Regions from separate parts of the Homo sapiens genome. Here region 1 is linked to region 2. A link is an interaction called in ENCODE POLR2A ChIA-PET data of the cell type or tissue named here. Cell type or tissue: B cell. All regions are shown on one strand. Each heading gives the region's core, and the rest is flanking DNA. Links, peaks and the distances in the headings are about the cores only.

Region 1 (5,377 bases), core at 328-5,327, 62 kb before region 2:
ACTTGTTCTGTGGACATCAGGCAGCCTCCCTCAACCACTCTTGTCAATGCCCAGTGGGCTCCATAAAAAAAAGCGCCCATGGTGGCAGGGATGGAGGCTGTCCATGGGCTCATCAATGTCGATTTCCACTAACTGGAGCTGGCCTGGCTGTAGCCACTGCTGAGTGACCATCTGCCAACAGCAGAGACTAACACAGAGATCCCTATAGGATGACTTTCTCTGTGGAAAACAGCCAGGGGCCTGCTTAATATTAATTTCGTTTGCACTCTTCCATCATGGCAGGAATAGCTCTTTTTTCTTACTAGAATTGACATTTATTCTACAGAGGATTTGCTTTCATTGACAGCAATGCTTCTGCCAAAACTGTTGTCTCTGGATTACAGAATGACGCACCCATCATGATGGTATTCCACAGGAGGTTCTGACCAAGGAATTCATTTCACTGCAAATAAAGGGCTATGGGCCTTTTCTTCTGGCAATCAAGATTCTTACTCTTGTCCCAAACATTCTGAGACATATGGCTTATATGAATGGTTTAATGACTGCTTGGAGACACCATTACTGCACCAGGCAAGTGGCAAGTATGTGTAGGGCTGGACAATGTCTTCCAGGATAGGGCATGTTCTGTGCATCAGTGCCCAATAGATGGTGCTGTTTCTCCCACAGTCAGGATCCATGAGTCCAGAATCAAGGAGTAAATTGTAGTGGCTCCACTCAAAAATGTCTTCAGTGGTCCATTAGCAAAAATTTAACATTCTCTCCTCCTGATCTCAGGCTCTGTGGGTCTGGAGGTCTTAGATGCACTAGAGGAATGCTTTCCCAGAGGATACAACAATGACTGCATTCAACTGAGACCTGAGAGTTCCCCATGTCCCTTTGGACATGCCTGCATGGATGTCTCCCTGTGTCTGTCTTTCCAGTCAGACCCTCCATCGACAACTCAAACCCCAGGCAAAGAAACACAGGACAGCCTGGCCTGCCAGGCACAAATCCACTCCAGACTGACTACTCTGCAGTGCCTGCCTGGAGGGCTGGAGGGAAGGGCAGCCTGGGGGTTCAGATTTGGGTGAATTTGGCCAAGCCTACTCATGGCTTTGTCCACAGTCCTCCTGGGGCAGGAGGAAGAGGATGAAATAGAGGGGGAGGGGTTTATGTCTCACTTCCCTGTCTGCTTGTGTCACTGTGGGATAAGTACCACTGCTGTCTGCTGATTGACAGTAATAGTCAGCCTCGTCTTCTGCCTGGACTCCACTGATGGTCAACGTGACTGTTGTCCCTGAGCTGGAGCCAGAGAATCGCTCAGGGATCCCTGAGGGCCTCTCACTGTCTTTATATATCACCAGCACAGGGGCCTGGCCTGGCTTCTGCTGGTACCAATAAGCATATTGCTTTGGCAATGCATCTCCAGAGCAGGTGATCCTGGCCGTCTGTCCTGGGGACACTGACACCGAGGGTGGCTGTGTCAGCTCATAGGAGGCCTCAGAGCCTGCAAGGAAGAACAAGAGAGGGGGCTTGAAGACAAAGGACCCATTCCCAGGAGTCGCACCCAGAGGCTGTGTCTGGGCTTTGCTCGGGATTCAGGGCAGGCTCAACTTGGGATCTGTGGGGAATAAGACTGGAGCAGGGCCTGGAGCAGGGCCTGGGGACAGCACCTGTGCAGAGAGTGAGGAGGGGGAGAAGTAGAGGGATCCAGGCCATGGTGAGACACCCAGAGTTCTGCCTCCTGGACCCACAGCACAGCTAGGCTCCCCAGGCCTCTCTTATTCTCTCTCAGGCTTTTTAGGGTAGTCAGTGTTTGGTGTTTATGCAAATTTACTTCCTCTGGGACTCCTCCTGGAGAGATGTCACCCAAACCAGCTGTGGGGGCAGCACAGGCGACAAGAGGAAGAAGAAGAAGCAGGATCTCTGGTTAGAAAATCAGCTGCAGCCTTGAAGCCCTGTGATCGCAGTCACCTTCTTGGGAATTGACTTCATGACCACTGTCCCAAACCTCGTTGACCTGGGGTCTGTCCTGGGCCAGGCTCAGCAGAGCTGTGGACCTTCCAGGAGTTTGGCCATGGGGCTGAGCTGGGCCCTGCCGAGAGATCATGCTGACACCTGACTCAGCAGCAGGTGGCCCAGGGACCCATGATCTTCCTCCCCCTGGTCCCTCAGACTCAGTCCCCTCTTGTTCATTTCATCTAAATGCTGTGCTGTGTCATTGGGACACTTGCTGATTATTCAGTGGGAATAGTTGGGTCATTTAAGCAACCACACACCCCTGTGGAGTCAACAGGGCCTCTGGTCTCATTTCAGCCATGGTGCTGCTCCTTCTATACCATTCCCTCATTGCCACAAGAGATAAGCAATTGGCACCCTCAGCTCGTCTGTTATTTATTTATGTTTTTCTCATCAATGTTTTATGTAAACTTGCAAAAAGCAGCAGAAAACCATAGTGGACTGAGAATCTAACTTTAGGCCCCATGGATTCTGTCACGGTTCCAGGGTCCCAGGGTCCCAGGGTCCCAGGGTCCCAGGGTCCCAGGGTCATGGTCTCTGCACAGCATGTGAGCTCCAGAGGATGGGTGGTCCCTGGTTACTCCAGCCAGGTTCCTGGTTATTGTCCTGTCACTGAGCATGGACAGGTCCGGGGTCAGAGCTGTGGCCTGAGGCAGGTGAGAATCCCCATCCCTCTGGAGAGTGTCTCCTCAATGAGGCTGGTGATGCCCCATGCAGGGACCAGGGCCCCAAATACTTCACGCCACCCACCTGAGACTCCCCTAAGCACAGGAGCTGCCCTTGAGTCAGAGTCTGCCTGGAGCTGGAAGGAAAGGCAGAGGGAGGGTAGGCAGGGTGTATCTGGAAGTGCCCACGACAGAGGGCTCAGCTCCCCAGGACACTGCTGGACAGGGCAGGACAAGGCCCTGAGAGTGGCAGGAGGCTCAGGCAGCCATCCTGGGTGAAGAACCCAGGCCCTGGGAACCCCGTCACCTCACACTGTGCCCCTCCTAGAGCACCTTGACCTCGGGACTTCTTCCAGGGAATCCCCTTCCTGAGGAAGCTGCCCAAGCTGACACCTGGGCCCAGCCTCTTCCAGCAGCATTTCCCAGGTGAGGCCTTCACTGTGCCAGGCTTCTGTCAGTGTCCTGGGGTAACACTATATGAGTCTGACCCTCAGAGCGTGGTCACTGCAGCCTGAGGGGATAGGATGAACTGTCTTCACTTTCAGTCTGAAGACTGATTCTTGGACACCTGTTGAACCTCAGGCAGGCCTTCCTCTTTTCCCCGGCTGGGCAGCCCCAGCCTCTCTCCTCACTGCTGCTGGCTGCAGCTCTGCTGCCCCCAACTGGTGGAGGAGACTCAGCCCAGGAGCTTTTTCCTTCCAGGTGACCCCACAGCACCTGTCACCTCAGAAGTTGAGGACCAGAGAGTCCAGCCCCATTCTGTGCCAGTGTGGCCCAATCTGCCCTGCCCAGCCCACCACAGAGAGGTCACACATGCAGTGCAGGGATGTGGGGCAGGAACAATTGCTACAGAAGTGTCTCAGGGTTGAAATGCCCTACTCTAGTGGTTTTGTTCCGTCAGGACTAATTAGAGTAAGTCAACTGAAGCTCTTCTGCCAAGCTTTCAAAGTCCAGAGAGACGTGCGTGCCAGGCTTTCTATGCACTTAGGAAGCAAACTGGTGCACCTCCCACCCAGTAAGAGCAGCTATGATTCACTGCAATCACCGCATGTTTCTGGCACTGCAGCTTAGTTGTGAGCTAACATCACCATCGTTGGCAGATTAATTTCATGTTTATGTTTATTTCATTCCACACTTCTCAGAGTTTCTGCAGGGAGGATTTCCATACTAGCCTAGTCTGTTTTCCTGATGAAACTGGGACTCTCCTGCTTATTCTTAGCTGGCAGCTGCTGTTCCCACCATATAGAAAGCAAGCTCTTTTCGAGTCCTTTTCTTGGAATCTCTGCAGAGGAAAGACAAGAAATTCCATGTCTGAAGCCCACTGAAGCCCATTAAATGACATCCCCCCATTCGCATGACTTCCATTGTTTTTCTATCTTTTAATTTTGAATGAAGAAAAGTGCTTCTTCAGTTCAGTATAAGCCTCCTCACTTCGCAGCAGGTAACACTGTGGCCAAAAGAAACTAAGTGGCTCAGGAGAACAGAGAGCAGTGGGGGCAAGTCCAAGAGCCGATCCAGGTGTCCTGAGTTATGAACCTGGGCCCTTTGGGGCAGAGCTTAACCAGGGTGGGGAGGGACGGGGCATGAGGGCCAGGCAGGCAGCAGGGCTGTGTCCCATGGACACACTGCCATCCCCCGTCATGGCCTAGCCATGCTGAGGAGCCCACCTCAGCCTGCAGAGGTGGGGCCTGTACCCCAGGTTAGCGCTGGAGGATCTGTGGGGATTGGGGGCTGCTTTGAGTGTAGGGCCTGGCCTGGGCTGCTGTTTCTCTCTGCACTGTTGCCTGCTCCTGAGCAGTTGGAGGGACAGATGTCTCATGGCCAACTCTACTGGAGGTACCTGAGTCTTTAAGAGACTACAGAGCCTGCAGGTTGAGGAGACTTTAGGGCTTATTCTCAGGGTCCCATCTCCTGAAGCATCACCTGGGCTGAGCTCAGGGTCAGGACTAGGATTAGGGTCCTGTGGGGGCTTAGCCTGGGGGAAGCATCTGTGCAAAGAGTGAGAAGAGGTGGCAGGCGAAGGGTCTAGGCCATGGGGAGACATCCCAGAGCTTTGCCTCTGGAGCCCACAGCTGAGCCTGGTTTCCTCAGGTCTTCTCCATACTCTCAAAAGTCCCCATGAAAATGCTCCCTCCATTGGGCTCGACTGGAGAGAACTTGGCAGGCTTCAGTGTGGGCGTCATGGGTTTGGTTTATATGGAATTCTTCTTCTTCTCATATATCATATGAGAGTGATTGTCACTGTTTATTTGAACAATCTTAAAGGAATGACAGGAATCCCATACCCAGGGTTGTCTGTGAAGCTCACAGGAGTGGGAAGGTGTCTCCGTGTTGCCAGGGCCCTGGCCATTGTTTTGTCTCAGTCTCCCTTTCTGCTGCTCTGTCAGGACAAGACAGGGGCATACATTTGGCCCACCCTGGACAAGGTTCTATATAAGCATAACAATATTTGATGACACTGACTCAGCACTGACTATGGCCCATGCCTTGCCTGTTTGTAGGCCTTGCGCATATGAACTCACTTAACTGAGAAGCATGTGTCAGGGAGGAGGTAAGTGAGGAAAATAGAAAAGTTGTGAATTTGGGACATTCGATACTTGAAGCACTCCCTGGCAACACTAACATGCACATGTGCACACATGCACATGCACTCACACACAGGCATATGCATTACACACATGCACACACAGTCACACAGCATATGCATTTACACA
Region 2 (5,377 bases), core at 167-5,166:
AACCCTGGGATGCAGAGGTTGCAGTGAGCCGAGATCACATCATTGCACTCCAGCTTGGGCAACAAAGCGAGACTCCATCTCAAAAAAAAAAAATTATTTGTAACAATTTTTATACACAACTTCCATTGCCAAATTAAAAACAACCAAGCAAACAAGGAAATAAGACAGCAGGAACAAAACTCAAGAGAAAGCACAGACAACTTTGAAAAAGGCCCATAGGATCTCCAGAATATAAAATCATCAGACCATGTACTTTAAAATAAATTCTTTACATGTGTATCAAGGATATAAAGAAATAATTAAGAATTTCATCAGAAAACTGGCAGCTACAAAAAATGGATGCACTAGGTGTGGTGACTCATGCCTGTAATCCCAGCACTATGGGAGGCTGAGGTGGGTGGATCACCTGAGGTCAGAAGTTCAAGACCAGCCTGACCAATATGGTGAAACCCCATCTCTACTAAAATTACAAAAATTAGCCAGGCATGGTGGCATGCTCCTGTAGTCCCAGCTACTCGGGAGGCTGAGGCAGGAGAATCACTTGAACTGGGAGGGGGAGGTTGCAGTGAGCCGAGATCGCACCACTCTACTCCAGCCTGGGCGACAGAGCGAGACTCCGTCTCAAAAAAAAAAAAAAAAAAAAAAATGGAGGCTGGGAGTGGTGGCTTAGGCCTATAATCCCAGCACTTTGGGAGACAGAGGTAGGCCAATCACATGAGGCCAGGAGTTCAAGACCAGCCTGGCCAACATGGCAGAACCCCATCTCTACTAAAAATACAAAAATGAGTTAGGCATGGTGGTAATCCCAGTTACTCGAGAGGCTGAGGCATGAGAATCCCTTGAACCTGGGAGATGGAGGCTACAGTGAGTTGAGATTGCACCACTGAACTCCAGCCTGGGCAACAGATAGAGACTCAAAAAAAAAAAGTCTCAAAAAAAATGGAATTAGGAACTCAATTTGAACAGCACACTAGACACAAACATAAAAAAAATAGTGAACTGGTATGTATGTATGTATGTATGTATGTATGTATGTATGTATGTATTTATTTATTTATTGAGACAGGGTCTCACTCTGTTGCCCAGGCTAGAGTGCAGTGGCATGATCTCGGCTCACTACAACTTCCACATCCCGGGTTCAAGCAATTCTCCTGCCTCAGCCTCCCAAGTAGCTGGGATTACAGGCACCCACCACCACGCCCGGCTAATTGGGAGATAGTTTGATACAAACTATACAAATTGAAGTACAAAGAGAAAAATAGATAGAACATACAGGAATGGATTAAGAGACATGGGGGATACTTTAACAAGGCATAAGTCATGTGAAATTGGAGTCTCATAAGGAGAGTAGAGAGAGGATGGGGAAGACGTAATACTTGAAGAGATAAAGCTGACAATTTTCTAAAATGGACAAAAAAGAATCAAGTCATGGAATGAAGAGCCACCTCAATGCATCAGTGTAAACTGCTCAAAACAAAGACAAAACTTTTCAAAGCAGCCAGAGGAAAAAAGATACTGCCTTCAGGCCAGGGTTGGGGGCTGGCTCATGCCTGTAATCCCAGCATTTGGGAGGCTGAGGCGGGCGGATCACCTGAAATGAGGAGTTTGGGATCAGCCTGACCAACATGGCAAAAGTTCATCTCTATTAAAAATACAACAATTAGCCAGGTGTGATGGTGGACACCTGTAATCCCAGCTACTTGGGAGGCTGAGGCAGAAGAATCACTTGAACCCAGGAGGCAGAGGTTGCAGTGAGCTGAGATTGCACTACTGCACTCCAGCCTGGGCGACAGAGTAAGACTCCATCTCAGAAAACACAACAACATAAAAAGCCATTGCCTTCAAATGAGCAAAATTAGATTGAGAATTGGCTTCCCAATAAAAGCAGGAGAAATCAGATACAAGGAATCATGTTTTCAAACTGAGGAAAGAAAATATCTGCCAACCTAGAATTCTATGCTCACTAACAATATCCTTCAAAAGTGAAAATGGCTGGGCATGGTGGCTCCTCCCTGTAATCCCAGCACTTTGGAAGGCCGAGGCAGGTGGATCACCTGAGGTCAGAAGTTCGAGACCAGCCTGGCCAACATGGTGAAACCCCATCTCTACCAAAAATACACAAATTAGCCAGATGTGGTGGTGGATGCCTGTAATCCCAGCTACTCAGGAGGCTGAGGCACAAGAATTGCTTGAACCCGAGAGGTGGAGGTTGCAGTGAGCCAAGATCTTGCCACTGCACTCCAGCCAGGGTGACAGAGCAAAACTCCATCTCAAAAAAAAAAAAAACAGGCCAGTCACGGTGGCTCATGCCTATAATCCCAGCACTTTGAGAGGCCGAGGTGGGCGGATTGCCTGAAGTCAGAAGTTCAAGACTAGTCTGACCATCATAGGGAAACCCGGTCTCTACTACAAATACAAAAAAATTATCCAGGCATGGTGGCATGCACCTGTAATCCCAGCTCCTTGGAAGGCTGAGGCAGGGGAATTGCTTGAACCAGGGAGATGGAGGTTGCAGTGAGCCGAGATCATGCCACTGCACTCCAGCCTGGGCAACAGAGTGATACTCCGTCTCAAAAACAAACAAACAAACAAAAATTAGCCAGACGTGATGGCTAACACCTGTAATCCCAGCTACTCAGGAGGCTGAGACGGGAGAATCACCTGAACCCAGGAGGTAGAAGTTGCAGTGAGCTGAGATCCCACCACTGCACTCCAGCCTGGGCCACAGAGCAAGACTCGGTCTCAAAAAACAAACAAAAAAGTGAAAGTGGAATATATATGTGTGTGTGTGTGTGTGTGTGTGTGTGTGTGTGTGTATGTGTATATATGTGTGTGTGTATATGTGTGTATATATATGGAATATATATGTATATTTTGTCCATGACATAGCCCTCAGGAGATCCTTGACCATGTGCTGAAGGATATTTTTTCCCAAAGATATTTTTATAAATAAAAATAAAGGGTAACAGAAGAGGTAGATGTGTGGGTAAATCTAAATGAATGTTATTGGTATGAAATTACAGTAGTATAGAAAATGATATCTTGTGGGGTTTAAAATAAATAAAACATACTGAAATATGTATGGGTACAGTTATATATCTGGGATTTGCACTGAAATAATGTGGGGTAGAGGGAAGCAGGAAAGAGTATACATGAAATGAGCTTGGCCATAAGATTGTTGTTGAAATTGAATGGATACTCGGGGCTTCATTACACAATTCTCTTTACTCTTACATAGCTCTACACTCTCAACATAAATAAGAATAAAAACACAAAAAACACACAGATACATCTATGCACACACATATGTTTAAAATACACAAAAATATTAGCATATAAGTCACTGGGGGTAAATTTAGTTCCTGTTCCAAGGTTCTTCTACTGACTAGGAAGAGGATAGAAGTACTAACTCATAGGCTGGGCGTGGTGGCTCACGCCTGTAATCCCAACACTTTAGGACGCCGAGGTAAGCAGATCTCTTAAGGTCAGGAGTTCAAGACCAGCCTGGCCAACATGGTGAAACCCTGTCTCTACTAAAAAAGAATACAAAAATTAGCCGGGCATAGTGGTGCACACCTGTGGTCCCAGCTACTCAGGTGACTGAAGCAGGAGAATTGCTTGAACCCAAGAAGTGGAGGTTGCAGTGAACCAAGATTGCTCCACTGCACTCCAGCCTGGGCAGCAGAGGAAGACTCTCTCTGTCTCAACCACAACAAAAAGTACTAGCTCATGTTAGGCTTTGATAAGTGAAGGATGCATGTTGTAAGCTCTAAAATAATCCACTGTCATCTTTTAAAATAACTCTAAGACTGCACAGTTATGAAACTAATAGAGAAGGAGGAAATTAAATAATAAAAATAATAAATCCAAAACAAGATGTGAGAGGAGATAAGAAGAAATAGAATAGGCATGGAAAACAAATTGGTGGTGGGTTTCAACGTAAATAAATCATTAGTTACATTTAAAAGGACAATAAAAATTAAAATAATTGAAAATAAAGTAAAACCCAACTAATGCCTTTTATATAAGGATACAGAGAGGTAGAAAATAATGAAAAATATGTCATGCATGTACTAACCAAGAAAGCTGTATAACTTTTTTTTTTTTTTTTTTTTTTTTTGGAGATAGAGCCTCACTGTCTCCCAGGCTGGAGTGCAATGATGTGATCTTGGCTTACAGCAATCTCTCCCTTCTAGGCTCAAGCGATTCTCCCACCTCAGCATCCCAAGTAGCTGGGACTACAAGTGTGCCAACTTAGAATTATATTAGCCACACCCAGCTAATTTTTGTATTTTTTGTAGAGGCAGGGTCTCGCCATGTTGCCCAGGCTGGTCTTGAACTCCTGGGCTTCAGTGATCCACCCACCTCGACCTCCAACAAAGTGCCGAGATTACAGCCATGAGCCACCATGCCCAGCATAACTATTTTTAATGAAGTAGACTTTAAGAAGAAAAGTATTATTAGAGGTAAGAGACACATCACGGAAAAGAAGAATTTACTAGGAGCCAGGCGTGGTGGCTCATGTGAGGCACTTTGTGAGGCCAAGGCGGCGGATCACCTGAGGTTGGGAGTTCAAGACCAGCCTGACCAACATGGAGAAGCCGTGTCTCTACTAAAAATACAAAAATTAGCCAAGCATGGTGGCATATGCCTGTAATCCCAGCTACTCAGGAGGCTGAGGGAAGAGAATTGCTTGGACCCAGGAAGTGGAGGTTGAGGTGAGCTGAGATTGTGCCATTGCATTCCAGCCTGGGCAACAAGACCAAAACTCTGTCTCAAAAAAAAAAAAAAAAAAAGTAAGTTACTAGCTAGTTTCAGTAATTCTTAACATCCAGGAAACTGGATGTGAAAGCTTTTCAGAGAAGCTAAACCAATAGGTTATACATAGAGAGATTTATTTAGGAATTGGCTTACATAATTGTGGGGACTAGCAAGTTTAAAATCTGTAGGGCAAACCAGCAGGCTATAAATTCAGGTAAGAGTTGATCTCGAAGTCTGGAACCTAAAATCTGTAGAGCAGTCAGCAGGCCAGAAACTCAGGCAGGGTTTGTGTGTTACAGTCTTGAAGCAGAATTCCTGCTTCTCTGGGAAACCTCAGTTTTTGTTCTTAAGGCCTTCAACTGATTGGAGGTGGCCCACCCATATTATGGTGGGTGATCTGTTTTACTTAAAGTCAATTGACTGTCAGTGTTAATCACATCTATGAAATAACCTCCCAGCAAGATATTGACAAGTATTTGACCAAACAACGGGACACCATAGCTTAGCCAAGTTGACACATAAATTAACCATCAGGAGCAAGTAGAATATCCAAAAAACAACATACTAGGGGTATTATATCTTATATAGCTATTATAATTATATAAAACATATAATT

Evidence for each region. ChIA-PET counts read pairs that join two places held together with the same protein. Peaks named below come from ENCODE experiments on the same cell type or tissue, not always from the same donor. Only the 100,000 strongest peaks of a DNase experiment are listed, where the experiment ranks them.
Region 1: POLR2A ChIA-PET joins it to region 2 with 5 read pairs; 3 of 35 experiments call an interaction of 5 or more read pairs at or near these places.

The regions. Positions count from the first base shown.
Region 1 is chr22:22,683,090-22,688,466 of GRCh38, reverse strand. It overlaps IGL and IGLV3-25. Among named protein-coding and RNA genes, the nearest start is that of LL22NC03-102D1.18, 26 kb to the left of the region's middle. In B cell, for the core only: CTCF peaks have their summits at 479, 680 (motif pointing right), 3,147 and 3,348 (motif pointing left); DNase peaks (open chromatin) are centred at 636, 1,158, 1,856 and 3,276; H3K4me3 peaks cover 776 bases; H3K27ac peaks cover 1,728 bases.
Region 2 is chr22:22,620,830-22,626,206 of GRCh38, reverse strand. It overlaps IGL. Among named protein-coding and RNA genes, the nearest start is that of GGTLC2, 21 kb to the left of the region's middle. In B cell, for the core only: no CTCF peak of the experiment used is centred there; no DNase peak of the experiment used is centred there.